2 separate regions of the Homo sapiens genome follow, and region 1 is linked to region 2. A link is a loop called in an ENCODE intact Hi-C map of the cell type or tissue named here. Cell type or tissue: K562. All regions are shown on one strand. Links, peaks and the distances in the headings refer to the core of each region. The heading gives the core; the rest is flanking DNA. Region 1 holds the start of MDK (midkine). Region 2 has its middle 26 kb from the start of LINC02489.

The links. Hi-C counts contacts between places; a loop is a spot of excess contacts. Peaks named below come from ENCODE experiments on the same cell type or tissue, not always from the same donor. Only the 100,000 strongest peaks of a DNase experiment are listed, where the experiment ranks them.
Region 1: a loop joins it to region 2, with 5 times the contacts of the local background. A loop is called at or near these places in 2 of 110 quality-filtered maps.

Annotation. Positions count from the first base shown.
Region 1 is chr11:46,378,222-46,387,146 of GRCh38, forward strand. DGKZ (diacylglycerol kinase zeta) reads left to right here. Exons shown (of 31, transcript NM_001199267.2): 26 at 1-8; 27 at 236-279; 28 at 770-890; 29 at 982-1,015; 30 at 1,248-1,347; 31 at 1,610-2,330. The coding sequence ends at 1,726. MDK (midkine) reads left to right here and starts at 3,448. Exons shown (of 5, transcript NM_002391.6): 1 at 3,448-3,537; 2 at 3,836-3,912; 3 at 4,073-4,240; 4 at 4,366-4,527; 5 at 5,248-5,580. The coding sequence starts at 3,837. The coding sequence ends at 5,273. CHRM4 (cholinergic receptor muscarinic 4) reads right to left here. Exons shown (of 2, transcript NM_000741.5): 2 at 5,568-8,365. The coding sequence starts at 8,336. The coding sequence ends at 6,897. RefSeq lists an enhancer at 2,179-2,813 and silencers at 2,313-2,522, 2,953-3,152, 3,583-3,692, 4,113-4,162, 4,138-4,432. In K562, for the core only: a CTCF peak has its summit at 5,135 (motif pointing right); DNase peaks (open chromatin) are centred at 1,580, 2,420, 3,400, 5,130 and 4 weaker places; H3K4me3 peaks cover 2,520 bases.
Region 2 is chr11:46,244,024-46,252,948 of GRCh38, forward strand. No RefSeq gene overlaps it. Among named protein-coding and RNA genes, the nearest start is that of LINC02489, 26 kb to the right of the region's middle. RefSeq lists an enhancer at 1-270 and a cis regulatory region at 3,577-3,921. In K562, for the core only: a CTCF peak has its summit at 3,737; DNase peaks (open chromatin) are centred at 3,748, 4,808, 5,738 and 6,588; H3K4me3 peaks cover 525 bases.

The DNA of each region.
Region 1 (8,925 bases), core at 449-8,448, 130 kb after region 2:
CCCTCAAGGTGAGGCCTCTCCCTCTGGGGCCCCTCCTTTCTGCCTGGTTGGGGGCAGGAGGCTCAGTGGGGTGGGGATAGGGCCCAGACACAGCCTTACACAAACACAGCCTTTGAGCTTCACGCACCAACGGAGCCCTGGGCACACATGCCTGGCCGGCACAGTCCTGTCCACTGAGGCACCAACCCAAGCCCAGGCCTCCGACTGCAGAGTAACAGGCAGGTATTCCGTGCAGGTGAAGAGCTGATTGAGGCTGCCAAGAGGAACGACTTCTGTAAGGTACTAGCTCCAGGCTCCAGTTCCTTCCCCCAGCAGCTCCCTCGGGCCCTGGGGAGCGAGGCCTCTGGGTTGGGCCAAGAGCTGACCTGCTCAGGTGCTGTCATCTGTCATCGTCTGGCCCTCTGTGGGATCTCCAGTGATCGTCCCATTCCACTTCACTGTATCTCTGTCTAGGCCACAATAGATGGCTCCTAGTAGGGGCTTCCTAGCTCAGTCCACCTGTCCCTGGTGCTTAGAAAGGAGCAGGTCAGAGGAAGCACTGCTCCAGGGCTTGGTCACCAGTGCTGCCAGAGAGCCCACAGGCTGTGGGGTGAGAGGCCCCTCCTCCGGTGTGCTCCAGAGAGACCCACAGAGGCAACTCAGGAGTAAGATGTGTGAGCGCACTCGTTTCAGGCCTGTGCTGGTGTACCCGGCTGTGGGCCAGCGTGTGAGCTCAGGGAAGGAGGGGTGGCCCCAGGAGGTCCAGCCCTGCCATGCCTCCTGCCCTCAGCTCCAGGAGCTGCACCGAGCTGGGGGCGACCTCATGCACCGAGACGAGCAGAGTCGCACGCTCCTGCACCACGCAGTCAGCACTGGCAGCAAGGATGTGGTCCGCTACCTGCTGGACCACGGTGAGCCGGGCAGTGGAGCCCAGGGCCTGGGGCCAAGGTGGGAGGAGGAGGGGCTGCCAGGCCTCTCTGACCACCACCTCCCCTTCTCCAGCCCCCCCAGAGATCCTTGATGCGGTGGAGGAAAAGTAAGTATCTGGGCAGTGCAGAACCGTGGTCACCCCGGAAACCACCCTTTTCCCCACCCCTCCCATTTTGTCAGGTCAGAGCCCATAAACTTCCTGGTCACATCTGTCATCCCCTGGGCCACCCCTATTGCCCCAGAGCCCTGAACTTCCTGCCCTTTCTGATGGCCCTTGGGAGACAGATGGGTGGATCAGGGGACGGGATGGGGTACACAGCCAGCCCCTGCTCCCCCAGCGGGGAGACCTGTTTGCACCAAGCAGCGGCCCTGGGCCAGCGCACCATCTGCCACTACATCGTGGAGGCCGGGGCCTCGCTCATGAAGACAGACCAGCAGGTGAGCAGACGGCAGGCAGGGAGCCCACGAGGGCACCAACCAAACCTTTCCCAAGGTCCTAGGCGGGAGCTGGGGCTGGGGGCTGTCCCTGGGAAGACACAGTCCAGACCCTGGGAAACCTGAGCCAGCAGGGGAGGAGCTGGTGGGCAGAGAGGCCTCCCTCCCTGACCAGGCCACAGGGAGGTAGAGCCCCTGCCTCTCAGCCTGCTAGGGGTTAGGCCTGCCTCTGGCCCCTGCTGATCGCAGCTCCGCCCTCCTCCAGGGCGACACTCCCCGGCAGCGGGCTGAGAAGGCTCAGGACACCGAGCTGGCCGCCTACCTGGAGAACCGGCAGCACTACCAGATGATCCAGCGGGAGGACCAGGAGACGGCTGTGTAGCGGGCCGCCCACGGGCAGCAGGAGGGACAATGCGGCCAGGGGACGAGCGCCTTCCTTGCCCACCTCACTGCCACATTCCAGTGGGACGGCCACGGGGGGACCTAGGCCCCAGGGAAAGAGCCCCATGCCGCCCCCTAAGGAGCCGCCCAGACCTAGGGCTGGACTCAGGAGCTGGGGGGGCCTCACCTGTTCCCCTGAGGACCCCGCCGGACCCGGAGGCTCACAGGGAACAAGACACGGCTGGGTTGGATATGCCTTTGCCGGGGTTCTGGGGCAGGGCGCTCCCTGGCCGCAGCAGATGCCCTCCCAGGAGTGGAGGGGCTGGAGAGGGGGAGGCCTTCGGGAAGAGGCTTCCTGGGCCCCCTGGTCTTCGGCCGGGTCCCCAGCCCCCGCTCCTGCCCCACCCCACCTCCTCCGGGCTTCCTCCCGGAAACTCAGCGCCTGCTGCACTTGCCTGCCCTGCCTTGCTTGGCACCCGCTCCGGCGACCCTCCCCGCTCCCCTGTCATTTCATCGCGGACTGTGCGGCCTGGGGGTGGGGGGCGGGACTCTCACGGTGACATGTTTACAGCTGGGTGTGACTCAGTAAAGTGGATTTTTTTTTCTTTTCTGCTTTTCTTCTTTTGCGGGGGAGGTCTAACAAGCAGCGGGGGCTGCGGGGTTGTCCTCGGGGTGGGGGACTGGACGCTGTCGACAGCACCTTCCTGGGGCCCCGGCTCCCGTTTGGTGGTTGGTCCCAGGGCCTGCCCGGTTCCTGACCTCTGCCCGGCGGCCGCGCTCGTCGGGGCCGGGGGCGGGGCCGATCCCTCCGGCTTCCCGCTTCCCGCGGAGAACAACAATGAAAGTGAAAGAGGGGTGGGGCGGGGGCGAGCCCGGGTTCTGTGGCCCATTTGCCCTGTGGCCTTGAGCAAGCCCCTCCCCCAGGCCTCGGGGGCTCTCCCGGTTTGGGGGAACCGGGCGAGGCAATGCCACAGGCCCAGGGTTAGAGGGGGTGGGCACTTGCAGCTGCCGATGTGGCTGGATCTGGAACTTCTCAGACGGCTCCTGTCAGCGCCAAGTTTCACCAAATCCAGGCCTGCGGGCTCCTCCCCCAGGACCCCCACTCGCAGTCCCTCAAGCCTGTGCTCCCGGAAAGGCACTGGGCGACCGCACCCGTGGCTTTCTCTGGGCGACCGGGTCCCAGACTCCCCCCAGCACAGCAGAGCGCTTCCCTGCCCACCCGCGGAAACCGCCCCAGGTGGGCCGCGCCCCCTCCCCAGCAGCCAGCAGGGCGCCAGGGCTGAGCCGGCCGTGGAGGGGAGCGGGTCCCGCGGGTTATACAGGCGCCGGGGCTCCGCGGCAGGCAAGAGAAGCTGAGGCCTGAGAACGGCCCGGGCCTTGGCGTACGGCAGGGGACGACCTGGGATGGGGGCAGCGGGCGGCGGCGCAGGGAGTGGGCCGGGGGCCGGTGTGCGCGGGCGGGACGGGGCCCGGGGTCGGGAGACCACCGCTCGGAAGATGGGGCCGGGAGAGGCCGCCGTCGCAGCGCAGAGGGCACCGGCGGGGAGACGCGAGGACGCGGGGCCGGGAACACGGACGCCGGAGTAGAAGCGCGGGGGGCGCGGGCTGGAGCGGGGGCGGGGACGCCGGGGTCGGGGGCGGTGCGGGTTTGAGGGGAGGGGGCGGGGCGGGTCCTTCCCTGGGGGGGTGGGGAGAGGGGGCGGGGGCCCATGTGACCGGCTCAGACCGGTTCTGGAGACAAAAGGGGCCGCGGCGGCCGGAGCGGGACGGGCCCGGCGCGGGAGGGAGCGAAGCAGCGCGGGCAGCGAGCGAGTGAGCGCGCGGCGGCCCCTGGTCCGCCCGGCCGCGGCCGATCTAGGGGCTGGGGGCTGGAGGCGGGGGTGGGGGTCTGAGCTGCGTCCTGGGCTCGAGGCGTCCCCCGGGGAGTCGCCTCTTAGCGGTGCGTCCGGGCTAGCGGCGAGGGGCCGCCCCAAGTCTTCCCACCGCCGCCACCTTAGCAGCCCGACTTGGGGCCTGGAAAGTGGAGCACGCGGAGGTGGGAGGGCCCTGCACGCGGCCCCCGGTGGGGAAGGGGACGGGCCAGGGATTCAGACTCGGGCTCTCCCCTCAGGATGCAGCACCGAGGCTTCCTCCTCCTCACCCTCCTCGCCCTGCTGGCGCTCACCTCCGCGGTCGCCAAAAAGAAAGGTGATGGGGGATGATCGAAGGAGGGCTGGGGACGGGCAGGCGAGGCCCCTCCACTTCTGGGCTGGGCCGCCTGGGTTCCTAGCCTGGAACCCCAGGAAGGCGGCTCCCGAGGGAGTCTCCCCGTGCCCCAGTCCTGAACTCTGTTCCTCGCGCGTTGTAGATAAGGTGAAGAAGGGCGGCCCGGGGAGCGAGTGCGCTGAGTGGGCCTGGGGGCCCTGCACCCCCAGCAGCAAGGATTGCGGCGTGGGTTTCCGCGAGGGCACCTGCGGGGCCCAGACCCAGCGCATCCGGTGCAGGGTGCCCTGCAACTGGAAGAAGGAGTTTGGAGGTGAGGCGGGGCGCAGTCAGAGGGCAGGAGACGGGGGGCACAGCCTCGCCGAAGCCTGGGCGGACCCTTGGCGGAGGGCGGGGCCGCGGGCCGCGCAGCGCTGACCTGGGCCGCTCTCTCGCCAGCCGACTGCAAGTACAAGTTTGAGAACTGGGGTGCGTGTGATGGGGGCACAGGCACCAAAGTCCGCCAAGGCACCCTGAAGAAGGCGCGCTACAATGCTCAGTGCCAGGAGACCATCCGCGTCACCAAGCCCTGCACCCCCAAGACCAAAGCAAAGGCCAAAGGTCAGCGAAAGGAGAAGGGGGTGGGGCTGTCGCGGGGGGCTGCCCCCCCCCCCCCCCGCCTGTGAGGGGACAATTCCAAGTTAAACCTTAAGTTTTGAGTCCTGGCCAGTGGCTTCCTGACATCGCCTCACTTGGCTTCCCTGCCTGGAAAAGTCTGAAGATGGGCACTACAAGAGAGGCCGCAGGTGATGCTGGGGACATAAATCCTCCCTGGCCCAAATAGGGACCAACTCAAACTACTCCATTGGAGCATCTGGCTTAGGACCCAGGGAGAGTGTCCTGGAACGGCTTGCCTTTGTCAGCTCTCCAGCCACGGGCAGCATTTGGTCAGCTCTGCCCTTTCTAGTGTTGGGAGGAGGTCAAGGCCCACCCTGGGCCTCTCAGCTCACTCGTGACTCAGCCCAGCGAGGCCAGCAGGGCAGGGGTGAATCTGCCCGCTTCTCAGGTGAGGAGGCTGAGGATGCCCAGGGCTGCTGTGACCAGGACTAGGACTGGAAACTTGAAGGTTTTCTGATCCCAAGTGGAAATAGGAAGCTGGGGATGTCCCATGTCCACATCACAATGGCTGCCCCATCCCCTGCTTCCGAGTCAGCTGATTGGAAACCACTAGGGGGCAGAATCTTCTCCTTCCCTGATGCCCGGGTGTTTGTGGAGCCGGCGGTCTGCAATGGGTCAGCCTAACTGCTGATATGGTATTAATATTTCTTTCTTGTTTTACAGCCAAGAAAGGGAAGGGAAAGGACTAGACGCCAAGCCTGGATGCCAAGGAGCCCCTGGTGTCACATGGGGCCTGGCCCACGCCCTCCCTCTCCCAGGCCCGAGATGTGACCCACCAGTGCCTTCTGTCTGCTCGTTAGCTTTAATCAATCATGCCCTGCCTTGTCCCTCTCACTCCCCAGCCCCACCCCTAAGTGCCCAAAGTGGGGAGGGACAAGGGATTCTGGGAAGCTTGAGCCTCCCCCAAAGCAATGTGAGTCCCAGAGCCCGCTTTTGTTCTTCCCCACAATTCCATTACTAAGAAACACATCAAATAAACTGACTTTTTCCCCCCAATAAAAGCTCTTCTTTTTTAATATATAAAAGCCCCTTCCCAAGGAGTTTGCTGTGGAAATGTGTTTGGGAGTGGGAAGGTGGGGAGAAAGACCAGGCTGTAGGGACTGGTGGGTTTCAGGGGGCTTGGTGGTGGGTGCTCTCCAGAGCTCATGGAAAAAGCAGAACAATTACAAACATTTCTTCCAGGGCCCCTGAAAGGGTGCTCCCCATCAAGTCACCTAAGCCTTTCGGTCCTCATCTCCCTCAGGGACCAGGGCTGGGGAAGGGAACCTGGCTGACTCACTGGAACCACCACACCCATCTCAGCCTCACCCAGTCAAAGGTCTTTTGATACAACCCACAGCCAATCAGGAAGGTTCTACCCATGGGGGAGAGCAGATGCGAGGGCTGCGTGCCTACCTCACTGCCCACCTCCCCCCTTCCCACTGTCATGGAAACCCGAGTGAGCCACCAGGTTGACCCCTTTCCTCTTGCCTGTGTGACCCAGGCCTCCACCCTGCAGAAGCCAGGGGGTGAGAGGTTTGAAGAGGGCAGATGGGAATGCCATCCACCACAGCCTCACCCTGACTCGATGTGTGACCTGGGACAGCCTTCTAAGGCCGGGGCTGCAGGGGGCTGTCTTCTGAATACGTGGACCACTCACGGCTCAGCCTGGGATCGCAGAAGGCCAGACCTCAGTTCCTGAGACAGAACCTCTGACCTCCCAGCTGCCCCATCTTAATGTGACAAGGGCAGTGCTGCTGGGGCGGGGGGGACCTGGCCTCCATCATACCCACCCAGAACCTGGCTAAGTAGCTGCAGCCAGAGGAGATTTCTGCCCCTGGAGTGGGATTTGGGGAGAGGGGGCTGAGCCTACATGCGGGGTGCAAGGGGGCAGAAAGCACCGATTACAGCAGAATGGGGGACCCCACCCTTCTACTCCCTTCCCAAGCCTCCTTTTCCAAGCACTGGCCCCTTTGTTCTTCCTGAGGGGGCCCTGGGCTTCGGCCCCCATCCAGATGTCCATTCTTCCAGCACTGCTGATGGTTGGTCACAGTGGGGCAGGTGCCCACCCAGGCCAGTGCCCCGCAGCTCGCTGAAGCAGGGCCACAGAGGTGGGCCAGGCAGCCCCAGTTCAGACACTCCCTGGGGTGAGCCTCCTCAGCCTGAGCAGAGATCTGGTCTCTGAATGCAGCCACAGAGCCTCTTCTGAACTTCCTCCTCAGCAAACGTGAACGCAGAATGGTGCCTGCAACTCTTCCCCACAGCAAGTGAGCCGTGTGGTCCCCCCAGCACACGCACGCAACACCAGCACCTCCTAGGGCACTCCTGCCTGCCTACCTGGCAGTGCCGATGTTCCGATACTGGCACAGCAGCAGGTGCCGGAAGGTCTTTTTAAAGGTGGCGTTGCACAGAGCATAGCAGGCAGGGTTGATGGTGCTGTTGACGTAGCAGAGCCAGTAGCCAATGGACCACACCGTGTCAGGGATGCAGCTCTGGCAGAAGGTGTTCACCAGGACCATGACGTTGTAGGGCGTCCAGGTGAGGATGAAGGCTAGCAGAATGGCAAAGATCGTTCGTGTCACTTTGCGCTCCCGGGCCGCCATCTGCCGCTTCTTGCGCACCTGGTTGCGAGCGATGCTGGCGAACTTGCGGGCCACGTTGGCCGCAGGGCGCATGCCAGCCGGCGTGGCAGGCACAATCTCAATGGCTGTCACACACTCATTGCCTGTCTGCTTCGTCACAATCTGGATCTTGGACCATCTGGAGGCTGGGTTGAGGGCCCGCGGCTGCAGGGGAGGGGCGGGCATGGCGGGCGTGGTGGCCTCTGTGGTGGACAGCTCTGTGGCTGGGCGTTCCTTGGTGTTCTGGGTGGCACTGCCTGAGCTGGACTCATTGGAAGTGTCCTTATCAGCCACGGGGCGCGGTGGCGGTGGCAGCGCTGGCGGGGGGGCCTCCTCCAGCTTGCCATTGCGCAGCTCCTCCCGGGCGGCCTCCCCGGGCGGGGGCTTCTTGACGCTCTGCTTCATTAGTGGGCTCTTGAGGAAGGCCAGCGTCTTGGCTTTCTTCTCCTTCGGGCCCTCGGGCCGGTGCTTGTGGACTCGGCTGCGACTGGCCAGGGAGATGTGGATGTACAGCACCGTCATGATGACCACAGGCAGGTAGAAGGCAGCAATGGCTGTGCCAAAGGTCACTGCTGGGTTGGACAGGAACTGGATGAAGCACTGGTTGTCGGGCACCGTCCGCTTACCCACCACAAACTGCCAGAACAAGATGGCAGGCGCCCAGAGCACGAAGGACAGTACCCAGGCAGCAGCAATCATGAGGCCTGCCATCTTGGTGGTGCGCCGGGCAGGGTAGGTGAGAGGCTTGGTGACGCAGAAGTAGCGGTCAAAGCTGATGATGAGAAGGTTCATGACGGAGGCGTTGCTCACCACGTAGTCCAGGGCCAGCCACAGGTCGCAGACCACGGCGCCCAGGGGCCAGTAGCCCTTGATGATGTACACGGTGTAGAGGTTCATGGAGAAGGCGCCTATGATGAGATCAGCACACGCCAGGCTGAAGAGGAAGTAGTTGTTGACTGTCTGCAGCTGCCTGTTGACCTTGATGGACAGCATCACCAGGATGTTGCCCACGACAGTCACCAGGCTCAGGGAGCCTGTCACTGTGGCAATGAAGACCATTTCCACCGTCTCATAGCGATTGTGGGATGATGACGTGACCAGGCGCACGGACTGATTGCCCGAGCTGCCATTGACAGGTGTGAAGTTGGCCATGTTGGTTGCCAGGGGTGGGTAGGCCGTGTCTGGGGAGGAAGGGGAGAGAAAAGCATGAACTACAGGAGGGAATGGGGGAGTCATCTGGAGGTACACTGGATTCAAGGTGACAGAGGGACATTCTCTGGCAGAATGCCTTGAGAGAACTCTGTCCCGCCATCCCGCATTTGCCCATTCATTCAACATTAATTGAGCACCTACTATGTGGCAAGCATTGCTCAGGGTGCTGTGGCTACAGAAGTGAATAAGACACACATGGCCCCCTGCCTCATGGGGGGAGACATGCAAACACGTGAGCCACAAAAGAAAAAAAAGGCAGGGTGATGAGAGAGTGAGTCAGAAGGCAGGACAGGCATGACTCCTTGCTAGGTGGCCTCACCCACCAGGTCATCTGGGTGATGAGGAGCCAGCCACAGGAGGAGCTGTGGAGAGTGGCCCTGCCAGGGGCAGTAGCCACAGCAAAGGCCTGGAGGCAGCGCAAGGCCTGGACAGAGGCCAGTGCTGGGGGAGCTCAGGGAAGCAAGAGGAGGAGGAGAGTGGTCCCAGAGGCCCACGAGCATGTGGGCTCTGGAGGGAGGTGTTCTGTTCA
Region 2 (8,925 bases), core at 485-8,484:
CTTTTATTTTATTAACTTTTTCTTTAACTTTAAACCGTTTCCCTTTTTTAGATAGCTTTGCCCTAAGCAATAACATTAGCAAAGCTACAGGCTGAAAATAAATTCAAAACTATTAAAATAAAAAATATATATATGGGCTGGTCCGAGTGCAGTGGTGTTTGCAACTAACTGATCACATTCAGTTACAGATTTCTTTCTTTTCTTTTTTCTTTTCTTCTCCACTCACACTGCTTCACTTGACCAGCCATATATATATATATATATATATATATGCTAAATTGTCTCGTCTACCACATTTGGTGAAAAACTCTGGTAATTGCTGGACACAATGGCTCATGTTTGTAATCCCAGCACTTTGGGAGGTCAGCCAGCCTGGGCAACATGGTAAAACCCATCTCTACTAAAAACACAAAAATTAGCTGGGCATAGTGGCGCGTGCCTGTAGTCCCAACTACCGGGGAGGCGAGGTGGGAGGATTGCTTGAGCCCGGGAGGTTGAGGCTGCAGTGAGTTATGATGGTGCCACTGCACTCCAGCCTGGGTGACAGTGAGACCCTGTCTCAAAAACAAACAAAAACTCTGGAGGTAATACTACCTAACATATTGAGTGATTGTCAATGTCTCAGGCATTATTCTAAGCACTTTACATGTTCTTACTCCTTATGACACCACAGAAGGTGGATGTTGTTTACATTTTAAAGGAGAAAAATGAGGCACAGAGAGGTTAAGTAACTTGCCTAAGATCACAGAGCCAGGATGCAAACTCCACTAGCCTGTCTCCAGAGCCTACATGGCTGCCCTATCCAAGGAGGACCCACAGTTTCTCCAAATCTTACCCCTCTTTCAAGGCCAAGATCAAATGTCAGGGCCTGGATGAAGGCTACCTGGGAGATGGGCACACAGGGTACTGGCATAGGGGAGCATGAGAATCCAGTCAGCCAGGGTTCAGGTACTGGTTTTGCTGTTACTAATTTTATGATCTGAAGCTTTTAGTTTCTTCATCTGTAAAATAAGCAGAATCATTATTTATTTATTTATTTATTTATTTATTTATTTATTTATTTATTTATTTTTGAGATGGAGTCTCGCTCTGTCACCCAGGCTGGAATGCAGTGGCACGATCTCGGCTCACTGCAAGCTCCACCTCCCGGGTTCATGCCATTCTTCTGCCTCAGCCTCCCAAGTAGCTGGGACTACAGGCACCCACCACCACGCCTGGCTAATTTTTTGTATTTTTAGTAGAGACAGGGTTTCACCATGTTAGCCAGGATGGCCTCGATCTCCTGACCTCGTGATCCACCCGCCTTGGCCTCCCAAAGTGCTGGGATTACAGGTGTGAGCTACCATGCCCAGCCCAGAATCAATTTCTTCATACACCCTTGATCCAACCAACTCAGGACATCTGTCCCAGTTTAGAGTTCTCTTCTTCCTTCTAAGGCTCGGTTTGGGCCCCTCCCATGTGCTCTCCTGGCACTTGATACTTACCGGGATGTTAGCACTGAATAGCACCGTACTGTAAATACTTGCTTCCCTCACTAGACCAGAAGCTCCTTGAGCACAGAGTCTTGCCTTGGTCAGTGCTGTATCTCCAGTACCCAGCCCAGTGCCTGGCACATGGTGGCCACCCGTTAAAATAGTATTGAATGAATGAACAAAGTGGGCCCTGAATAGAGGAAGGCCTTTTCTTTCCCCTCCAGATTGATGGAGCCATCCACATGGAAGGCTGAAGGACCCTCTAGCCTTCTAAGGACTCCTTCCGAGGGCACATTCTGTAACAGTGGGCAGCACTGGCATCACTACCCAAAGAGGTCAATGGGCTGACCCTGAGAGGTCTCCACAGGGCAAGTTGAGTTAGTGACACAGAACAGGCAGAAATGCCAACAAGCGTTAAGGAACTGCATTCAAGAATCTCTCTCAGCACTCATGAACTACTGGTTACTTAGTGCTAAGTGCAAGGGCCTACGTTTTGCAAACTTCAGTTCATTCTCACGACAGTCATAGAAGGTAGGTCAATCAGCCTTTAAATTTTTTAAAAAAATTTTTTAAAGCACCTTTTTTTTAAAAGCACCTTTGGAATCCAAAGGGTGCTTCCAGGCATTTCTTTCCACACTCCCTAGATCCCCCTCCTCCCCTTTACCTGGATGGGACAAAGTTTCTCATTTCCCATGTTTCATTTTCTTCTTTTTTTATTTTTTATTATTGTTTTATTTCTGTAGGTTATTGGGGAACAGGTGGTGTTTGGTTACATCAGTAAGTTCTTTAGTGGTGATCTGTGAGATTCTGTTGCACCCATCAGCCAAGCAGTACACACTGCACTCAATTTGTAGTCTTTTATCCCTCACCCCCTTCCCACCCTTTCCCCTGAGTCCCCAAAGTCCATTGTGTCATTCTTATGCCTTTGCATCCTCATAGCTTAACTCCCACTTATGAGTGAGAACATACAATGTTTGGTTTTCCATTCCTGAGTTACTTCACTTAGAATAATATCATTTTCTTCTCTAAAGTAACCCATAAATCTCTGATGTCCGTGACAATCCCTATTTTGAACATCCTATCTACTGTCCTCCATTGACCATGGAAACACTTAGAAATTCCCCTTATCCACATTAAAACTACATTTCCCAGACTGCCATTCTCATCTGGAAAGAGAACAAAAAGCCTATGTCAGACCATGTGTCTTCTATTTTGGGGTTGGAAAATCTGGTCACTAACTTGGATAAAGATTGGTATGCCCATAGACTAATTCTTCTGGCCCCAGGCAGACATGAATTTCCCAGGCCTCAAAGATTGGGGGTGGGGATGGGTTATTACAGCAAACAAAACCTTCAATTAGAGGCAGAAATAAAGACTTGGTGTAAGACTTTTAGAAAATTGATGACCCCTGCCCATCTATTTTCTTTCTGCAACAGCCCTTACCACCACCACCTCTTCCCTCTCTCCATTTCCTTTCCTTTCCCCTTCTTCCAGATTCTTCTCTTAATTGTACCATCGTGCCACTCCCTTGTCCCCACCCCCACCCCCTTGCCCACACCCATTCTTTAACTGTTTAGTATAAAATCCAGCCCACCAGACTGAGGTTTTCTTCGACCCAAATGTTATTTTCAGAAGGAGCCATTGAGGTTGGGGAGTAATTGCAGTGTTGGACCTCTGCAAGCCAAGCTGAAAATAATCAGCGAGGCAGATGGGGCGGGAAGAGAGTGTGGTGCCCTTCCACCAAAGAGCGAGAGAAACCCAACAGAATGAGTCAGAGAGACGAGTGCCAGGCTGGGCCGGCTGGGCTTACGGCTGGGAGTTCAGTTAAGGGGAAACTGCCCAAGGTGTTGGGGCCTCTGACTGAGGCCTGATCCAAGATGGTTCCTGGCTGCACATCACAAGTCCATATTTCTTGTGACAGCCGCTAAGCTTCTCTTGCTCTTACTTGGTTGGGCCATAGGAGCCAGTAGGCCAAATTGGAACTCAGCCGTGCCAGTTGGCTCGCCCATCTCTGCAGCGTTTCTCCACTTTGGCACTATTGACAGTCTAGGCTGGATGATTCTTTGTTGTGGGGAGCTGTCCTGGGTATTATAGCATGTTTATCAATATCCCTGGCCTCTACCCTCTCGATGCTAATAGCATACATGTTTACATTCACGTCCAGTTGTGACAATCAGAAATGTCCCTGGGAAGGCAAAAATCAGCCCTTGTTGAAAAACCACAACATCCAGGCCTACACGAGAGTCACATCACCTGTCCCCATGGTGGCGCCATTACCTTGCATTCTATCCAAATGGGCCTAGATCCAAATGATTAGCCAACTCGTATTTCCAATGGCCACTGTTAGATTCCTCAAACTCAGCATGAGTGCCTACCATGTGCCAGGCACTATACTTCATTGTTGACAATGAAGCAGTGGAAAATACAGACATGGTTCCTGCCTCATGGAAATTACAGGTGTATTGGAGAAAGACGGGCATTCAGTAACCACCAGTGAGAGGTGGGGAAAGAAAAAAATGGGATGCCATGAGACCACAGGAGAGGGTTTCTGACTTTGGTGAGGGGATCAAGAAAGGCTCTTAGAGGAAATAAGGAATTAGCCAGTTGGAGATTTGGGGGTAAGGGTGTATTCTGTAGAGGAGGGACTGAGTGTTCAGATGCCTTGAGTTAAGAGAGACTTTTTTTTTTTGGTTGTTTTGTTTTTGTTTTGTTTTGACGGAGTTTTGCTCTTGTTGCCCAGACTGAAGTGCAGTGGTGTGATCTTGGCTCACCGCAACCTCTGCTCCCAGATTCAAGCGATTCTCCCGCCTCAGCCTCCCAAGCAGCTGGGATTACAGGCATGCGCCCCCACACCGGGCTAATTTTGTATTTTTAGTAGAGACAGGGTTTCTCCATGTTGGTCAGGCTGGTCTCGAACTCCCGAGCTCAGGTGATCCGCCCACCTCGGCCTCCCAAAGTGCTGGGATTGCAGGCGTGAGCCACCGCGCCCGACCAAGAGACTGTTAAACATTTCAGAAACCCAAAGAAGTCTGTCTTGGACCAAGCTCAGGACAGTGGGAAGGCGTTTTCTCCTCTCACCCCCAAAACTTGCATTTCCTGTACTCCTTCTCTAGGTTTGTAGCGCAGGCATGTACACTCAGGATCATATTTAACCATATTTAAACCACCACCCCCTCCATTCTCAGTCAACCCCCCTTAGTCACCCAGTTACCAAGTTCTGTCATTCTCCCACCAAAATCTCTCTGCAAACTGTCTCCTTGTCTCCTTGTCTCCTTTCCCACCACCAAAGCCCTGATCTGATGCGGGCTCTTTATTACTCAGCCGAATTTGTGAAATAGCTTCCTAACGAGTCATCCTCCAGTCCCTCCCTCAGAGAAAGACACAGATCTGATCATGTCTTCCCAGGCCTAAAACCCCTCCATGGCTTCCAGAGGCCTGTGGGACAGGCTGCTTCCTTCTCATGGCCTTCAGATGCCCTTCTTTACCTGATCCCAACGTACCCCCAGTTCTCCACTCTGAGATCACGAGCCACACCCCATAGGCCTCCATACTTTTGCCATTCTCTTTGTCTGAAATGCCCTTCCTCAACCAAAACCATTGGGAAATTCCCATACCTATTTTAAAACCCAGCCAAAATGAACTCATGATTCTCTTCCATTCCTTCTAAGAAGCCTCCTCTTAATTCTTCCCTCTGTTTTCACTGGGCTTTATATATTGTTGTGAGTTTACCAGTTGTCATGTTGACCATAGTTATCTATTTAAACCCATCTCTTCCCTCAGCATCTCAGGACCTCAAGGGCAGATAATGTAGTGGACACTGCTGGCTGGCTACCCAACATCCATTCTCCCCCTTCCAGCTTCCTAAGAGAAGCCAAGGTGACGCAAGGCGCAGTGCAGTATTTAGAGTATGAGCTAAGCTGCTGTGACAGACCCAAAGTATAGAGACTGAAGAAGCAAGCCCATGGGGCTCTGTGGAAACTGACCCTTCCCAATAATTGATTCAGGAACCTGGCCCTAACTAATCTGAGTGCAGCAGAGACCTTTCTGGTTTACTCATATGCACCATCCCCTTTTTAAATAACAGAACTCCTGATTTTTGGCGAGCAGATGGCTGCCTCGTTAAAGACTACATTTCCCAACCTCCCTTGCTGTTCAATGTGGCCAGGAGTCTACGTGCTCCCCCAGTGAACAGTGAGCAGACATAATCGGACCACTTTTAAGCTGGGCTCTCAAAAGCACTGTGCATGTGCTTCCCTGACCCTTCTGCCCTTCTCCCTCCCTGGGAGATGATAGAAATTTGAAGCTGTCTCTTTGGACCTAGAGAGGGAAACCACATTTGAATGATGGCCAAGCCCTCCTATCAGTCTTCAACTGCTTTTTTTTTTTTTTTCTGAACTCTCATATGAAAGAGACATACGTTCTATTTTGCTTACACTCGTATGTGGGGTCTCTGTGTTACAGCTTTTCCTATGCTGTACAAAATACACGTGCCTGGCTTTCCCAAATCTTGGGAATTGGTTCCAAAATAGGTATGTGTCCTAGTTAGGGCCAATAGATGCCAGGAAGGTTTGATTTGGGTTTCTAGGAAAGAGCATGCTTGTTTTTATCAGGCAGCTTCATGGACAACCTTCTCTCTTTATCTTCCGCTAGACATTGCAGAGCCTGGAACTAGGGCAGTCCTCTTGCTACCAGCCTAAGGATGGCACCACACACAGAGGAGGGCAAAGTTAAGAGCATTGCAGGGAAATGGAATCAGTTTCTGGACTCATCAACTTGGAAGCCTACAGTGTTAGTCAGCTTGGGCTGCCATAACAAAATACCATAAACTGAGTGGATTCAACAACAGAGATTTATTTTCTCACAGTTCTGGAAGCTAAAAGTCCAAGATCAAGGCGCCATCAAAGTTGGTTTCTGGTGAGGCCTCTCTTCCTGGCTTGCAGATGGCTGCCTTCTCATTGGGACCTCACATGGCCTCTTCTCTGTGTATGTGTGGAGAAAGAGAGAGCTCTCTGGCATCTCTTCCAGATAGGACTGTTATCCTTTTAAGAAGAGGGAGAGATACCAGAGAGCTCTCTGTCTTCTTATAAGAACACCAGTCCTATTGGATTAGGACCTTACCCTTATGACTCATCTAACGTTAACAACTGCCATAAAGGGCCTATCTCCAAATGTAGTCACAGAAAGACATTTGTTGGCTTCAACATACAAGTGTGGAGGAGACATAATTCAGTTCATAACATCACCCTACCTCTGGACCCCCAACCTCCAACTAAGTGAGCCAACAAATATCCTTCCATTGAGGCCAGCTCGAGTTGGTTTCCTCATGTCTTACCTTACAATATTTCACTCCTCTTCCTATCCCTGCTGTTCCTAGACAGACCCCAATGCACAGAAAGTGTCAATCAATATTTGTGGAATGAATGCTCAGTTGCTATTTTTCTTCTTGTACCTGCAACGACTACCTCACAGATAAGCTGTAAGCCTTTCTCTTTCCTCTGCCCTGCAAGTATGTATTATTGCTATTCTTCCTGCTATTCCCCTTTTTTTAGATGAGCAAATTCAGGCTTAGAGAGGTAAAATCACTTGTTCAAGGTTGGTAGGTGACAGAGCTGGCTTTGACCTCAGGTCTGAGAGTCCCCCCAGCCTGGACTCTTAACTAGAGTGCTTGGTGGGAAACCTTTGGAATTTGGCGGCATCATCTGTGGTCTTATAACTTAAGCAGGCATAGGGGAAGGGCATGGTGAGGCCCCAGCCCCGTAAGGTCAGTACTGATGGAGAGAAGGCTAGGACAAGAGAGAAACACAGTCACTGAAGTGAAGTGCAGGGCAGTGAAGACCACCAGGCAATCCAGGTCAAGTATGTGAAGGGAGAGGCCAGCTCTGTCGCTTAGGGTCTCCTGACACCAACAAGTGGGGGTTTAGGAGAAGAGACACAGCCCCAGGTGGACTCCAGGAGGGAGTGTGATCACCAGCATCGAGAGTCCACTGTCCCCTACTCAGCAGGACCCCTGAAGCAGGTGAGGGGTGGCCACAGGAGCAGGAGGCAGCCCTGGAGAGGTCTGTGTCCTGGTCATTTGTTTGGTTTGTTGTCACATCTGTTCCTTGCCTGTGTTCTGCTCAGTATCTTGGAGGGCAAATCACATGCTCCAGACCCTCTTGCCAACTGGCTTCTGATTAGTTTTACCCAATGAAAGTTTCTGGAGGAAGATGGAGGGCAGAGGAAGAAGAGAAGTCTGGGTATTCCTCCTGATCTCCAGATCTGGGTGGCAGCTCTGGCTGTGAGTCCATCTGCTTCATGGCTCCAGCTCCCTTGGGCAGTCCAGGTTCTGGGCTCCCTCCCTTTGTTTCTCCAGCCCTGGGAGCAACCCCACTGGTAGGGGGGCGGAGGGGTGACAGTTTCCTGCTGCTGCTCCTCTCTGGTTGGCCTCCCCACCCCCAGATGCCTTTTCAACATTTCCAACCATTTCCCCTGCTGAACCTGGGTCCTGGTCTCCTGTCTGGGCCCTGCCTGGTACCCCAGACTGGAAGGAGACAGTCACGGTCCTCGTCTCCTACCGCAGCTGTGGATCAAGGCAGTCTCACTGGGCAGAGTGGCAGGAAGCACCTGGGCTTGAGTGTAGGCAGAAGCCCAGTCCTGCCGCCAGGCCACCAGGGTGCCCTTTCAGTGACCATGAACAGAATTCAGCAGCCTCCCAGCAGAACCCCACTGGATCCCAGACCAGGAGCCCTGGCAATTGTTGCAGCTGAGTCTGTAGAATCTCTTCATTCTGTCACTCATGTTCTCCCAGCCTCGAAAGACTCCCAGCTGGGCCACTCCCTACCTGTGTGACACCAGCAAGTCACTTAACCTCGCTGTACCTCAGTGTCCTTACCTGGATTACACAGAAACTAATAGTACCTCCTCTATTGCCATGACGATGAAAGAAGAGAAAACTTGGCACAATGCCTGACACAGAGCCAGTGATCAATAAATGGGAGCAGCAGTCATTGTTATTGTTAACAATAGTAATAGCCTGGGCAGTCCCAGAGGACCTTTGGAGAGCAGGGGCACCCAAGAAGGGGAGGGAGGTTTTACATCTCTCCTGCCACATCAGAGTAAAGACTGGATCCTGAGCTGGGGCTGGGGCAGGAGAGGTCACTGGGGCTACACAAACACCAGGCACTGCTCCTCAGTGTTTGTTCTATGCCTGGCTGTGTGCAAAACATGGAATCGTGTCCTGCGTACTACTGTGTTTAATCCTTCAACCACTGGAAGAGGTATGTGTCTGTTATCATCAATGACGACATACCCATTTTTTTTTTTTTTTGAAACGGAGTCTCGTTATGTCGCCAGGCTGGAGTGCAGTGGTGCAATCTCGGCATCTCGGCTCACTGCAACCTCTGCCCCCCGGGTTCAAGCAATTCTCCTGCCTCAGCCTCCCGAGTAGCTGGGATTATAGGCGCCCACGACCACA